Linked DNA regions of Mus musculus: region 2 is linked to region 1. Evidence: chromatin loops called from intact Hi-C (ENCODE). Cell type or tissue: left cerebral cortex. All regions are shown on one strand.

What was found. Peaks named below come from ENCODE experiments on the same cell type or tissue, not always from the same donor. Only the 100,000 strongest peaks of a DNase experiment are listed, where the experiment ranks them.
Region 2: a loop joins it to region 1, with 5 times the contacts of the local background. A loop is called at or near these places in 10 of 42 quality-filtered maps.

Annotation. Positions count from the first base shown.
Region 1 is chr7:116,028,700-116,036,699 of GRCm38, reverse strand. The region is part of intron 1 of Sox6 (SRY (sex determining region Y)-box 6); the gene reads left to right. Sox6os (SRY (sex determining region Y)-box 6, opposite strand) reads right to left here and starts at 4,721. Exons shown (of 2, transcript NR_152104.1): 1 at 4,533-4,721; 2 at 4,150-4,380. In left cerebral cortex, a CTCF peak has its summit at 3,602 (motif pointing right); DNase peaks (open chromatin) are centred at 5,406, 5,522, 5,934, 6,237 and 7 more places; H3K4me3 peaks cover 3,987 bases; H3K27ac peaks cover 4,473 bases.
Region 2 is chr7:114,869,650-114,877,649 of GRCm38, reverse strand. No RefSeq gene overlaps it. Among named protein-coding and RNA genes, the nearest start is that of Gm24982, 41 kb to the right of the region's middle. In left cerebral cortex, a CTCF peak has its summit at 3,434; a DNase peak (open chromatin) is centred at 3,329.

The sequences.
Region 1 (8,000 bases):
GAGGCAGCTGAAGAGTTCAAGGCTCAGGAATTCAGAGCTGGGCCAGGTGGAGCCTTGCTCAGACACAAATGGGGGAAGCTTTCTCAGATGGAAGTGCAGATTTGGACTTTCCTTCTGGATGTTAGGTCTATGGACGGTCCAGTGTTCTAAGGAACACTGCTAAATAAAAATCTGGCCTACTAGGTACCCTTCATGGTTCTCTAGTTGTGCTATCTGGAGGCAGTTGTGAGCAATGGAAATCTCAACATTTCTTGTTAAGGACTCCTTTCCTTCCAACCAGCCTTCAAGCCATTTTAACACACAGCCTCTAAACTCTGAACCCTCCAGTTGTTTTCCAGAAAGCAGAAACAGCCAGTCTCTGCATTTCTCCAGGCTCATCCTAGGTGTGCTCTCTACCTCCATCCCACCTCTCTCTTGTCTGGAGTTCATATGGAAGCTAATTAACATGGAGTATACATTAGGAGCCTCTTCCTTCCATTGCCTGCTTAACAATTTCTCTTTTATTCTTGCTTCTATCTATGGGAGGTCTTCCTCTTGTTGCTCATCATTCCAGATTCTTCTGTTTACTTCAGTGTCTCTCCTTAGAAGGCTCCTCAAAGGAGCTCTCTTTTGTCAGTTTCTACAAAGTAGAAGCCTTTAAAGTCTCTGCAGCTTATGTTGATCAACTAGGATCTTGCTCCTAGCTTTGTTCCTGATGTAGGTCTCCACTGACCTCAGTTTTGTGTTTTTGTTTTTGTTTTTTTTTCCTTTCTGGGCCTTGCTTGAGGGAGGTCGACCCCTTGTACACTGCCTCTTGCCAGCAACCACAGATAGTTTTCTCACGTACCTCTTTCTCTTTTCTCAACTACCACTGCGGACACCATCTATGTTCCCTCTGGTTCTGGTCTTCCAGTTGTCTATGCCTTGAGAAAAGGTTCCAGGCCTCTCCTCATTTAGGCATTCTGCATCTGCCACACCATTAGTCCACTCTACACATAGCTCAGAGGGGGATCTTGATCCGGGCTAGGGCTTTTATTGTGGGAGGGACAGTGCTTTTTATTCAATAATTGTTTATATCTGAATGTGCAATTTTATGTGCTAGTCTGGTCGACTTAAAAGTTTTCAACATCTCCAGGCTTCAGTTTAGCCCTCTGGGATTGTTTCTTTCTAGTGTCTAGTCTTTGCAAGGCTGAGTTAATGCACATGTGTCACCCACTCAGTTCCATAGAATAGACAGACGTTCAGCCATTTTATTTATTGCTGTACAGGTATGAAGCTGTCTGTGGTGTTTGCACGTATCTTTTTATAGAAATTTTATTCCGTGAACTCTGTCAGTCATATGGCCTTCAGGACAAGGCTACCCACAAAGTTAGGGATTTGTTATGCCAATTTCTTTTTCTTTCAGTTTCTCCTATATTGTTTCAGTTTTTCTTCCCCATTCCCTGAGGTTCTGCACATTGATGGTTTTATGATCGGTTTCCTGCATCCTTTTTTCTCTACTCTGTTGACTACTCTTTCTCATCTGCACTACTAGCCCCCAAAGCCACTTTTCTCCTACCTGGTCCACATCCTTCTCCTTCAGGTGTTTCCCTCACTCACTAGTATGACCTTCTAGTTCAGTATCCATATTTTTTAACCTTCAGACTGTGCCACCTCCAGTCGCTTAACTTTTCGGAAGCTCAAAGGGCCATCCCTACTTTCCTCCCAATTGACGTCCTCATCCTTCGCCTTTGCTCCTCTTTTCCTCAGAGCTTCCTACCTCTCTCCCGCTTCACTTTACCTTTTTCTTGGTTCCTTCTCCAGCAATCCCAGTCCCTAGCAATGCTCCCTCGGTCCTTTCTTTTCAGCCTGCTTCTCCCTCACCTAGTTCTTGTTCCTTGGCCCCTCTTGCCCGGAATCGCCCTCCTCTTCATGCCCCTGTAGCCGTTGCTTCACTCTCTGCGTCCCGGGCGCGTTCTCTAATTCCAGTCTCTGCTCTAGCCGATCTCTCTGCCCTCCTCTCTCAGAGGCTTGCTCTTGCCTCTGCCTCCTGCTCTCCCCTCCCTTCTTCCCCGGCCCTTCCCCCTCCCTCCCAGCCGCCCCGCCTGGCTTGCTGCCTCCTTCGCCTCTTGTCTCATCTTGCCTGTGTTGTCTGGGAGGGGAGCCCTGCCTCCTCTCCCTCGCTCAGATCAATGCCCTGGCCACTCACTTTCTGATGTTGCACGACGGGAAATGCTTTGAATACTTACGACATGGCCGCTCACACTGATTGCCAAGATTGACAGCACTAACCATCGCCTTCACTTGTTTCAAGGGGGAAAGCCCCCTGTCACCCGGCTCCGCGTGCACCTCCTGGCACCCCGGCAGCAAACTTGTGCGCTCAGCGCTCCCCCCAGGGCCCGGGACAGGACACCCCCGCAGACTTGAGTTAACGGGCGGCGGGCCGGGGCCGCAGCGCTGGGGACCTGCTCCCTTGCTCCCCAGGCTCAGCTAATTGACTTAGCACCGACTCCCCTTTCTTTAATTTTTAAAATTTGTATCTTTCCCTTTTTCTTTAATGTCTTTTACTCCCGCGGCGCAGCGCACAAGGAACCCTCCCGAGAGGTACCATCCTGGAGCCCGCCCAGGTAACCGGGACGGAGCGAGCGAATTAAGAGAGCGAGGGAGGCTGAGTGAGAGAGCAGCAGTCATAGCTACCTGTTGGGGCGCCGTAGGGGGCAGGGGACAGGAGCCCCGCGTTAGGCTGGGCACTGGCCTCAGCGCCTCCCACTCCTGCCCTTCCCGGCACCTCTGGGGTTAGTTTCTCTGTACGGGGACGGCGGCTGGGGTGGGACAGCGGAGGGACGCGAGGCAGTCGAGCGCAGCCTTTGGCAGAGCCGCGGCTGGCCGGGAGGGGACTGGGAGGAGGGTGCTCGCCGGCGGGCAGGCAAGCGGGCGAGTCGAGGTAGAGAAAGGGGCCCGGCGCCGCTCCCTTGCTGTGGACACCCTGTTCCTCAGGATGCCTGCCTCTCTCGGAGAGTTGTGCCTTACTCCGGAGGCGGTGACAGATCTGCGTGGCGGGTTTCTGGTTTTCTTGCCCCCACCCCTTCCCCAAATCACTCCGAGAAAACACATGTTGTAGCCGCAGATAACTGTGCGTAGGACACCGAGGCAAAAGGGCAGGGAGAGACAGCCAAAGCCACCTTTGACAGCAGAAGTGTTATCGCCATCGCAAGTATTCGTCCGGAAATCTGTCTGCCCTCTTGGCCCACCTAATTCCTCCACCTTCGCCTCCCCAAGTAGATAATCTATAGAAGTGGGAATGAGATGAAAAAGAAGTCAGGTGGCTTAGAGAGTGAATTGTTAAGTCTCCGTAAAGTTCGAGGTAGGTATTTCATGGAAGTTCGCACAAGTGTGGGATGGAAGAAGTTGGTGTGCCTACTGTGTTGTGTTAGTGTTTCTCTCTCTCTCTCTCTCTCTCTCTCTCTCTCTCTCTCTCTCTCTCTCTCTCTCTCTCTCTCTCTCTCTCTCCTTCTCCCTCCCCCTCCCCTCTCTCTCCTCTTCCTCCCCTCTCTCCCTTTCCCTCGCTCTTTCTATTCTCCAGCTTAGGGTTCAGATGGGGCTCTTGGATGGCAATGCCCTTTGTACCCACAAGAGGGCAACATCTTGAGGGCTTTGTGAACACTGGATCTTTCATCGCGGCATGCTTGCTTGGGTTTTGAGAAAGTTTTAGCGAAACTTTCAAAGTGATATTTTATGTTATTCATAATATCAAAAAGTAAAGTCATAAAAAAGAAGAAACAAGAGAAAGGTGGAGGAGGAAAGGATGGGGAGAGGGAGAGAGGGGAGAGAGGGGAGAGGGGGAAGAGGGGAGAGGGGAGAGGGGGGAGAGGGGGGAGAGGGAGAGAGAGAGAGAGAGAGAGAGAGAGAGAGAGAGAACAGTTTAGATTGCCAGGGGAGTCTGAGCCACAGAAGGTGGGGGAGGGCTGTTGTAATTGTGGGTTTGGCCGACTGACGACTGGAGTGCCCTCTTCGGCAATCTTAGTTGTAGCCGGAGGTCATGTAAATCGACCTTAAAAGAATGCATAAGCCATAAATTAAACCCTCACCCAACGGCTGATCCATAAGTAGACAAAATCTAACCTGGACAAAACGGGCTTCCTTTAGGGCCGAGTTAACCCCTCTCCCCCAATAGAAACTCAATGCGAAGTTAGTTTTGTTAGAGAATGAATATTTTGTTTTCTTGAAAAGTGTCGATTTGCCGTGTGACTGCGCCGCCGCAGTTCTAAGAGGCGTCAGTGTTAGCCAGGCTGTGGCTCAGGGGCCGGGAGGACCCGCAGGGCTTCTGAACCTCCCCCATTTCGGACTGGGATCGTTGGCTAGTTGTGGGGTTGACGCTGGCCTAGGGCGGGCGGGACTCCAGGATCTTCGTAGCTCTCCGCGCTAGGGGTGAAATTTACCCGGAGGATTAAAGAAAACCCGGGTGGCTAGAAGCCGCGCGCTCCCTCCTCGCCCTCCACCACCGGGGCTTCCCACGACTTTCCCGGGACGCTCGAGTTCCAGTTCCCCTTGCTCCCTCCACTATTGCACTTTACTTTTAATGGTCCTCTCAGCAGTACACAAACCGAACTCCAAGGCAGTTTGCAACCCAACGGTGGTCCTTTTTGCTCAGCACGCTTGCTGCGCAGGCTGGCCCGCTGACGGCGTGGGCGAGGGACAGCCCCGTAAGGCTCGCGCGGGTTCGGCTTCCAGGTCCTCTGCGCTTCAGCCGGCACCCTCGGCTCAGAGCCTGACCCGCAACCTTCGTCCCTCTAGGCTCTCTGCCCGGCCCGCTACTGGCTGCCCGCTGCGGGCCGATGTTCGGAGCACCGGCTGGGCCCTGGGCGGGAGGCGGTGTTGGCGAGGCTCGCCTGCCCCGGGGGAGCTGCTTTCGGCTTTCTCCCTTAAAGGGCAGTACGAAGAAGGACCCGGGTTTGTGCAAAGGCTGCTGGGGCTGAACTGCTGCAAATGCAAAGGAACGGCCGGGCTCTGCGGAGGACAGACTGGCTCCGGGTCCGCGCAGCTTTAAGATAAAAAGAATTGGTGTGTTCGGATAGATAAAAGGTGGTCGTTTCCGGCGTATTATGAGTTTTATTTAAGCTTGTCTGACTCTGACCAAGTTTGAAAATGTTTGTTTGTGTGAATGACCAGTTATCGGCAGCGACTCCAGTTTGTGGTCTAAAATAAGTCATTTACTGGGCTGGCAGGGCTGCTAGTTAGCAAGATGGGCTGTTCTAGGCTGCTTCTGCGAGTTGCCTCCTGTAAGGGCCGCACTTGAAGTTTCAGTCTCAAGATAGTCCGAAACTGTCCCAGCGGCACAATAGATTGGGCTCCGGACCTCCAGTTTCAATGTCTGAGAGGGAGTTCTGGTGACTTCTCGGTCCTGGACGCTGGGCTCCAGGGTGAACTCCAGTGGCTTGGCTTTTGGCCCTCACGGAACCGCCCAGCCAGCAACCCAGTGGAGAGAATGCCCCTTCCCCCCGCCCACCAGGGTCTCCTCTCTTCTGTCCTTTGTAGTCACATGTCCGGGTTTTCCCCCTGGTCCGAGAACAGACACAGCCCCGCCCAGTCTATTTCTAGAAGGTGGGTTCGGTGAATAAAAAGGTCAAGTGGTTACGTTCCCGAGCTGGTCCACAGTGAGGGGGGACAGGACAGACACCTGGCAAGGCCCGCCCCGCCTGTCCCCCCAACCCTGGCGGGCCTGCCTGCCTGCGACTGGCCTCCCTAGGCCACATTCTTGTGTTAGGTTGGAGAGGCGAGAGGCGGTAGGAGAGGGAACCCTGAACCGGCCCAGAGCAGGCGAAGCTGATCCCGAGATGGCATTTTGTTTTGAACAGTTGGTGGGGAGGACGCTTCCTCATAAGGTAAGGTGTCAACTGGACAGTTGGCTGCCCAAATGCCACATGTATAATTAGCCTGCGTACTCAGCACCTCATCCCCAAGGCCCATAGGCACGGGCTTGGCTGACTTGAGTAGCTCAGTTCAGCTCTGGATTACAGGATTCCCAAGGGAAGCCTAACCGGCCAGGAGAGCCTGGAGAGGCCCTGGCTAGGAAGACTGACCATGAAATCTCGCTTTTGATTTTTGCCTTTTCTCCTTCTCCAGTTTTTCGTAGTTTTCAGCTAAGGGGCAAGTGCTGGTTAGGAGAAGGTACCCAACATCAGCGGCAGGTTGCAGACTGGATGGGGAAAGGGGAAACAGAACAAACCTGGCCACATCCTACCCACATGCTGCCCTGGAGAATCTGCTCAAACACTCTGTGTGCACTCATCTATTGGGATCAGCCAGTCTTGGCACTGTGTGACTTGGCTTGGGAAGAGACTTCAGATCTGCTCACTTGTCTCCCTGCTTCCCCCACTCTCAGAGGTCTATCACAATAATTTAGTGTCAGTGCCTGATTGTAGTTTCTGCTCCCGCTTCAGGCCTAGTTGCTTGGGGCTGCTAGTGGACCTGGGAGCTGGGCAGATCTGTTGTTTCCCTTCTCATTCCTGTTCAGCTTGGGGTTCTTAGAGCAGAGCTTTGTCTCCCTGTCTGCTCAGATGGATGCTAGTTTCCTGTTGAGCTTCCCGGGACATCCTAGCCTGAGGCCAGCTTTAAGGCTTGTGGCCCTGTGCAGACCAGACTTGTGCAGCTTCAAACATGACCTTTCCTCTGTCATCCCTCTGCCACCCTGGGCACTCGCTGTGGAATTCAGCACTCAGAATTAGGCACTGACATCAATTTGCCTTCTTCCCTTGCTTCTAGGTCTCTCAGATATAGTACTGGAAAGATTCTCTGTAATTTCAAAACAAATGAGCAAACACTTCCCCGAAACCTTGCACAGGTCTAGTGGGACAGTTAGCTTTCTCAGCAGCAGGGGTTCTGTGATGAGAAGCTGGGGCTTACTAAGTTTCTCTTGCTTCGATGGAAGCCAGTACAGTCTTTTCTTATAGCATGACCAAGGTTAGAGCTGAAGTTTCTGTTCTCTCAGCCTGGGAATTTTTATTGATGCATTTTCCAGAGGGTCTTTGTTGTATGCACATACATGAGCATGTGGAGAGGCACAATGACATGTAGATTTCTTCTCAATATTTGAGAGACCTTATAAGAAATGTTATATTGCTCCTGTTCTTAAGAAAAGGAAACACTCCACTAAATGGTTCACATTTTGAAAGCCAGTGTGCACTAGAAGTCATTGGATCTAGTTTATGGCCAAAGACATGAAGTGATCAGGACTGGATACCAGGAAGAGACCAGGTATTTCCTCAGGCAAGCTGACACCCTTAGTCACTTCATGAGTACTGACACCTCTTTCTCCTCTGCCCTTCCACATTTCTTACTATGGCAGGAAGAGAAGGTTTTTTTTGTTATTGTTTATTTTTTATCTGGTTCGTTGTTGATTTTATTGTGAAGTGAAGAAAAGGAATGCTCTTTTGGAGTATATGTTTTTTAATTAAAATGCAAATATTTGAGCTGTTTTAGAATTATGTGGTATGATACATTCTGTACTATATTGCATAACTACAATACTCAACAATATATTGTAAAAACAAATGTTAAGAGACTACTTATCAAGCAGTTATCATGTGCCTGTGTCTTAAACTGACTCTAATGCATTCAGCATCAGTCTTAAATGGAGTGATGTGCTGTGAGAATGCTGTCTATGAAGCATCTTTTCAGTAGCAGCAGAAAACAACCGATATTTTTCTTTATAAGGGAAAAGCAAGGATTTACAACGTGTCAATATAACCAGTAAATCTTCCTTTTATAAAGCTTCAAAATATATAACTTTAAACATAATGATAAATTTTGGTGGCATTATTGAGGTTTTATATAAATTTTTTATTTGTCTTGTTTTAGGAGATATTGGGCTTTAAGTCAATGATCAAATTCCTGTACCTATTTACCTTAAATATTATAAATCTGAAATATTTTATATAATTCTCTTTCAATTAATACAGTAGGTCCTGGAAGGATTGGTATTTCTTGAGAATAAGGTAATACATTGGCTTTAAGGCTTTTAGTACTTTCTATCTTTTCATATT
Region 2 (8,000 bases), 1.2 Mb after region 1:
CCTAATGAGATGGGTGTGCTTTGTTTATTTTATAGAGAGATTAAGCCAGGGCTTAATATTTGATATCACAAAATTTAGATCATTTCTAATGCTTTTTAAGGGTGTTAGATATTTTGATCTTATAATCAATGCTAAGGACACTTCTGTGCAGAAATGTGTGGTTCAAAATGGCCAAAGGGTGGTGAGTTCCATTCAAAATCACCAGAAATTCTGCCCAAATCCCAAGCCAAAGCCCCCTGAATGACATTTTTAAAAAATGAAATTCAAATCAGCAATTCAATCAGCACCTTTAAAATTAAAGCAGTTAAATATAATGCAGCCACAATGCATACTAATTTAATAATTATATTCTAAGGAATAATGGCAGAAAAATATTAAAAGACTTTGTTTTCTGCATTTAGACCATTATGGTTTTACTAGAAAACTTTGTATGTAGAGTGAAGGCTTCTCAGTGTATAAAATGCATGAGTCTCAAGTCTGAGCTGAGGTGTTTGGGGCAGCTCTCATTGACATTGGATGCTGTGACAACCAGCTCAGTGCTAAGTGTATATGCTGTGTTCTTAGACCCAAGGCACAACATTACACAGGCGATCACTGTTAGAAACACCTTGGATTCGTTACACATTTGATTTTGAATTAACGTTTGGTCATTGAGCATTCAGAGACCTTTTGCTATTGCCAAATATTTTTAACACTTGCATTCAAGTGTGTGACAGCCCCATATGAGACATAGCCCACAGTATAAGGACCTGGGATCTAAGCTGCCATCATCTACCTCCTGGGCTAACGAGATGTCACTAAGTGCATGTTTAATTCAACTGGCATGTTGTAGCAAAACTTCCTACTAAAGAATAAATGAGTATTCTGGAGAAAGCAACTTATCCCCCTGCCTGCTGCTTACAGATTACAGGGCAGCATCAGCCCATGGACTACGTACTATGCATTATTACATAGCAGAGTATTTTTTCATTGATTCAGATAATGTATTCAGTACATAATGCTGTGTCTCCTAATTGAAGTGTATGATTCGGTAGCATCTAATATATAAAACTCTTGTCTAGACACTGCATGCAGGTACCTATTTTTCCATACCCGTAAGGCTCCTCTCGTCCTTCATGTCAGAGATAAGTATTATCTTGACTTCATCACTACAGATTAGTTTCCCTGTTCTTGAACTAAAAATAAGTGAAACAGTCCATGTATGCTATCATATGCAAGGTTAAGCATGCAATAGTCATCATACGGTTCCCCCTGCCCCATGCACACACCACTTCGTTTTTTCTCATGGCTCCTAACTTTACATGTAGTCCCTCCACAATTCTATCTTTGCATTCTGATCTTTCACCTATGAGTGTGTCAAGCACTCCTCAGCAACTACTTCAGCAGCTCTATGCTTACCTTCTTCAGGCACCCAACTCCAGGTTGCCCTTTAGTCTTTTTTTCCCCATTTTTTATTAGGTATTTAGCTCATTTACATTTCCAATGCTATACCAAAAGTCCCCCATACGATTCAATCCTCCTTCCTTAACTCAATTTTTTCCTGACAACCCCTACCCTTGCCTAAGGCTAGACCAATTTGTCCATTCTTGTCTCCAGTTATTCTTTCTGCTGAGACTGTTTCGCTTGAGATCAGGAGTCACACATGCTCCCCCCCCCCCCTGCCCCAGTGCTGACCACTACACCTTCCATAGGAACTCAACTCTTTCTTCAACAAAGGAATACCAAGAACAGTATCCTGCTTAGTGCCTGGCCCACCTTAGGCTATAGGCATGGTATTCTCTTCCCTTTCCCATGGCATCATGAAGTGTGAATACTGCACAGTGTGTTCTCTGCCCAAGCCATGCCCACATTGTAGAGAAGGCCCAGAAGTCATATCAGTCTACACAGTGACTCTTGAAATGTATGTGCTAGAAATGAGGGTTGCTCCCACACTGCTTCACAATGGACTGTGACATGTGTTTCTTTACAGCACTTCCAGGAAGGACTCCCGTGGAGACCATTAAAGAAAGTGTGAACAAAGATGAGGAGAAGGGGGAAATAAGGATCAGGAAAAGAAAAAAGAAAAAAATGTAAACACTGACTATCTCAGGGCGGTGAGACGCTCGCTGTAAGACCGTCTTTCTGGACTTTAATTTCTAAATTCTCTATATGTAATATGCTTTGTGTTCATGATAATACAGTGTTAACTCTAAGAAAAAGTTAGTTCTGCATGGTCTGCAATGACACATGAGGAATTAATTGAAATGCATTCTATCATCGATGGACAGGGCAGTTCCCACAGCCTAGGCCATGGAGCCTTTCCCTAGACAGCCTGAGGAGAAGCGAAAGGAACACAAATGAAAATAACCATAGGTCATTCCACTTCCCAGACCATGGCCTAACCAGAAAGCATGTGCCCAAATAATCATGAGATCCCCCCACTGCCTGGCAAAGCTCTGACCAGGCAGAACCTCAGAAACTTGATAGGTCCCAGAGACGAAAGTTCCAAATCCCTGCAAAGAGTTGAGAGCTGTTGGCCTGGCCACTGCTCTGGGTGGTCTTGTTGCCCACTTGCACTCCCCTCCTTAAGTACACCGATCTTCTTGTCACCCATTTCCATCCTTTGTCACCTCCATGCAGCAGCTTCCTGTCTCAACAGTTACCCTTGAAACTGGCTCCCACACCTGTGGGACACCTCTGATCTGAGTTGCTCACTAGGGTCTGCATCAGGACCATGCCCTCCCTGCCCCTGAACACTTTACATCCACTGATGATATGATTCAGTGACAATAAAGGGGCTTAAGGGCAGAGGCGTTCTAATCAGAGTGCCCTGTTCAAAGTCAGCTCTAACCCTAGCTGTGTGATGTTGACCTAACCCTTGGACATATCTGTACCTATGCTCACTACTCTGCAAGGTGGTGATATTGCGCAACCATTGCCACCTCAGAGGCCAGCAAGGAGGATCAAGGTCTCACCTGAGGATGAGGAGGCCTCTCTGCTTTGTTTTTATGAACAAAAAGTAAGGAGCTTCTAAAACTCCCTCATTGGCTGACTTTGAGATTATAGTTAAAAAAAAAAAAAAAAAAAAAAAAAAAAACTCCCTCAGATCTTGGTCCCCCACCACCCCACCTAGGAATTGTTCATTAATTTTTCGTTCTAAAGACAGCAGAACAATTTGCATCTTTTTTTCCCAGAGAAATTCCAGAGGGACAGTGAGAGACAAAGTGAGAGAGGGGCAGAGAAAGAACAGTGGCAGAGAAAAGAGAGAGAGAGAGAGAGAGAGAGAGAGTGGGGACACACAACAGATTGGAGCTGCCAGGCTGGCAGCAGGAACGAAGCCTCGGAAAACATGCTCACTTGCCAGCTGGGTTTCGCCAGCGAGGTTGGTTTTTTGAGTGGTTTTTTTTTTTTTTTTTTTTAATTTTCTTTTTCATTTGTGTTCACACTTCCCCCTCTTGTGGCTCATAAGAAAATCACAGGTACTGTTTTGCTCTCAAAACTTAGGGATGCGCCTGGCTAAATGGAGCTAAGCAAAGGTAACTAGGTCAAACTCTACTTGAATTACAGAATAGAGGTGGCGGGGGGGGGGGGGGACCAGGCTATGTTATATACATGACCCAGCCCCCAGATCTTTCTCCAAATGTCATGTGAGCAGAGGGAACCTCTAAGTCTCATCTTCAAAATGAAAGAACAGCTCCAAGAGACTCAAAAAGCCACAACCTCCAAGGAAGACCCCCCAAGAGGCTTAAAGAGCTACTGCGATAGAGTCATTTAGGGACAAGCCAGCAGAGAGACAGATGATATGTACAAGCAATACCCAAAAGAGAACTGATCCTTTATTGCTATACTTAAACCATGCTGAAGCCAGCTTATACCAGTTGGTTACACTGTCATGGATACCCAAAGTGCCCTTTCTTCAAAGGGTTGAATAAATGTTACTTTTCATCATGCCTTCTGGCATGTCTTCCCCAAGCCCTTACCTCTAGAGGATATATGCTGTCCTTTCCCTCTCTGACATCCCTTATCTCGTTTCCTAAAGCAGCCCCAGCCTGCTCTGCTTTCTGTTTGCAATTATGTTTGCTGTGGCCCCACCCTCCCCTAGGGATGAAAGGGAAAAATCTGGGCTTCCTGCAACTCCAGGGATCCAGCCCCCTGTAAGGAATGTGTGCAGTAGCATTTCATAAGTGTGAGTCATCCACACATACAGCTCGATCCCATAACAGACAGAAGAGGAGAGGTTGTGTCTAAAGCCAGGGCAATCTCATAAATAAATAAATAAATAAATAAATAAATAAATAAATACCATCTTTCCCTGAGCACTCTGCAATGGCAGGCATCTATGCTAAATCATAGCCCACCTGTACTTCAGTGATCCCTGCAATTTATCTTTAAATGTTTCAAAATGAGGACTGATGGACATAGGAAGGAAGGGAGGAAGGGAGGAAGGAAGAAAGGAAGGAAGGAAGGCAGGAAGGAAGGAAGGAAGGAAGGAAGGAAGGAAGGAAGGAAGGAAAGGAGGGAGGGAGGGAGGGAGGGAGGGAGGGAGGGAGGGAGGGAGGGAGGGAGGAGGAAGGAAGGAAGGAAGGAAGGAAGGAAGGAAGGAAGGAAGGAAGGAAGGAAGGAAGGAAGGAAGGAAGGAGAGAAAAAGGAAAGGAAGGAGAGAAAAAGGAAAGGAAGGAAAGAAAAAGGAAAGGAAGGGAAGAAAAAGGAAGGAAGCAAGGAAGGAGGAAGAAGGGAAAAACAAGAGAAGTTTGGGAAGATGAAAAACAGGAAGGAGAGGGAGGAAGAAGGAGAGGAGGCCTAATGGACAGTAACAATTCAGCTGCAGGATCCATGGCTATCCATACCCACTGGACTTTTCTTTATATCTTTATCAGTTTTTCACTATTTCAAAGACAAAAAAGTTAAGATAAATCCAAAATCAGCTGTATTTAAGACAGCTTACAACAAAAATACAAGTCCAAATGAGCTTTTCATTCCAGAGCACAAGTGGGCTTTAGGGCTTCTAAACAAAACATAAGTGAGTATACGTTCTGTGAGTGCGTGTTTTTCTAGGAAGATAATAGTTACAGCTTTTATCAAAACATTGCAGATTTGTAAGTCCTGTATCCTCCGAAGTGTTAAAAATAGCGACTCACAGAGAGACAAAAGACTTGCTATTAGGGAGTCAACAGTTGTAGAAGGATAGATTGAACCAGTCAAATGTCAGAGACAAGAAATGGCTTGGAAAGGATTCAGCCTCGACATTTCCCACCCCATCCGCATAGGAAAGGCAAGCCTAAAGAGAGCTCGGTGAGATTGACTTCAGCAATGTAACATATCACTGATTCCTAAATAACTAGGACCGCAGTGATTTTCTTATGTCATGGGGCCTCCCTGTCTCCTGCAAAAGCCGTTCTGAAAACCATTTCCAGACAACAATGGCCATCTTGTCAGCTCTCGTAGACAAGGGCATGCATCTTTATTTGAAACCAGATGAACGCATTCTCACAGGGCTGATTGCAGAGGAAGCTTTGTAGGGCAGGTTTGAGGCGCATCACGGGACCACAGATATTCTCAGCTGTAAGATAGAGGGAGCGGGCCACTAACTAAGATTGATGGACAGTGCCAGCCCTGGCAGAGCAAACACAATGCTGGGATGGCCAAGTGGGGGAAGAAAATTAGTTTGCAAGATTAGAACATATTAACACAAGTCAGACAACTGTCATGTCACAGCTCCTCACCGTAATGCTGATTGGCAGGCAAGCATTTCTGATTCTGATGGTCATGGAGGCGAAGCGTCTGCAATCTGTCTCGCATGACATTCCACTAGCTGGCAAGTAACCGCTGATAGAGAAGTCAGCTTTTCTTAGAAATCTGTCCCCTTGAGTCTTGTTTGTCAGAACCCCAGGCCAAAGGTACTTGGTGAGGTGGGACAAAGCAGAGTAGATATCCTAGCTATCAACAGCATCAGCTGCCAAAAATAAGGAGGCTTTCTGAACTTTGTTCAATAAGTGCTATCGGACAACTCATAGACCTGGTACTGGGCTGGTAAGGGCAGAAAGATACAAGAGACAAGGCCCCAGCCCCAAGGAGGGTCTTACATCACCAGAGAACCCTGACCTACATATATGGTCAAGTTCAGTAATGAAGCAAAGCAGGCCAGTGTTAGTAGTGGACCCATGATTGAACCTCATCTGGTTAACTCCAATAAATGCCACCATCTTGTCTCCATCACTCCTCTCTGAACTCCAGATAAACATATTTATTGTCATTAATATTAAGCTAGAGAAGTTGGAAAGCAGTCATGATGCGCTGAGACCCAAGTTCTAAGTGGCACTATGTGGTTGCTTTGTACTGTATATTTTCAAAAAAGGTCTTTTATTTGTATTTTGTTTGGATTTCTTTTACAAGACAGTGGGGTTTTTTTTTTTTGTGCGTGTAGCTCCGACCATGGCCCAGACACATAACCAAAATATAGGTTGGATATGTAACCAAAACAAATACTACACAGTCCCTCTGACCTATACCTGACCATGATGTCATTATGGTTTTGGTTTCATAAACACTACTTCTGAGCTTCAGTGCCTTGAGTTCTTTGGGGCAAGGGCTTACACTTCTCAGCAGCTAATGAAGGACTCTAACTTGGTCTTATATGCGTGGTAGTCTATAACTTTCTTGCCTGAACTATAACACTTTGTTCTTCAAGCGCCTTCATTTCAGTATGAGGCCAACAGTCACACACACTGGCGTTCATCCTTTGATCTAGAATGCACACACATCATTATATAAACACTTACCAAGACTGCCCAGTGCCTCTATAGTTCCTTGGCTTAAACCAATCAGAAGACATTGCTGAACTTCAAGGGCATTAAAAACTGAAAAGAAAAGGGCTAGAAGGTGAGAAAATGCCTGTGTCACTGCGTAGTCTCACAATGCATGGAGTTTGACTAAAAGAGCCTTGTTAGAATGTGTGTTATATGTGCCTCTCTCAGACACCAGCCTTCCCTCTTCCAGAATTTTCCCTCAGAAATAACCATCATTCTGATGGTTAAGACACAATCTCTTCTTGACCTAATCATGTTAGCCATGGGCTGTTACTCTAGACACTGTGTTACTCAGTATTGGAAGTTCCTATTAATGGAAAAAAATCACACTGCATGCATATTATGACTTTACTTTTTTTGTTCAGCATTATTAAAATTTATTCATTTTTCTGCACAATTGCAATGCATTTTTCAGTGTTTTCATAAATTTCTACTGAAGGTCTACAGTGATGAACTATGTGCCCACACCTACTGATAAACAACTATAATACCCTACCTACTACTAAATGAATGACTATATTGATCACACTCAGTTGGGTGAAGGACTACAGTGGCCATGAAAGGCTACAATACGCACACCATTGTATGGACACTGGATTGTGCTCAGGTTTGAACAACACAGAGCTATTATGTGCTGTTTACATTCTTGTTTATGTCTCATAATGAACTTGAGCAAAACTTTCTCTACAGAACGTCAGTAGAAACAGAATATGTGAGGTGTAAGTTGGCACAATGGGCAAAGACACTGGTAAATGTGTGGATATTAGCAAATTTTTATTATACAAAATAGCAATCTCTAATAGATTATAAAACAAGCAAGAATATGGATTGAAAACAGTAATGATTCTCTAGTAAGAAGTGAGTGAAGATATATTCTAGGGGTCCTGTAATTTTCAGAAAGGTGGCAAATTTATTGTTTAATTTCAGGGCTCTATTAGTTAACCATACATCATATGTTTCTAGAGTAATTACAAAATAGAAATAACTAAGATAAAAGTACAAGGCAAAAATACTCAAGTAGAAAACAGGCAAGAACTAAGAGAAAATAAGAAAAGACAAGACACTCAAAATTACAAAATAAGATAAGGGATGGCTACAATATACACGTAAATCAACTGGGTCCATTTAAAGACAAATATCATCAAATTATGTATGTGTGTATTAATTAAAGTGTCTTATCCTGACCCCCACATTCCCCTCCCCATACCCTCTTCC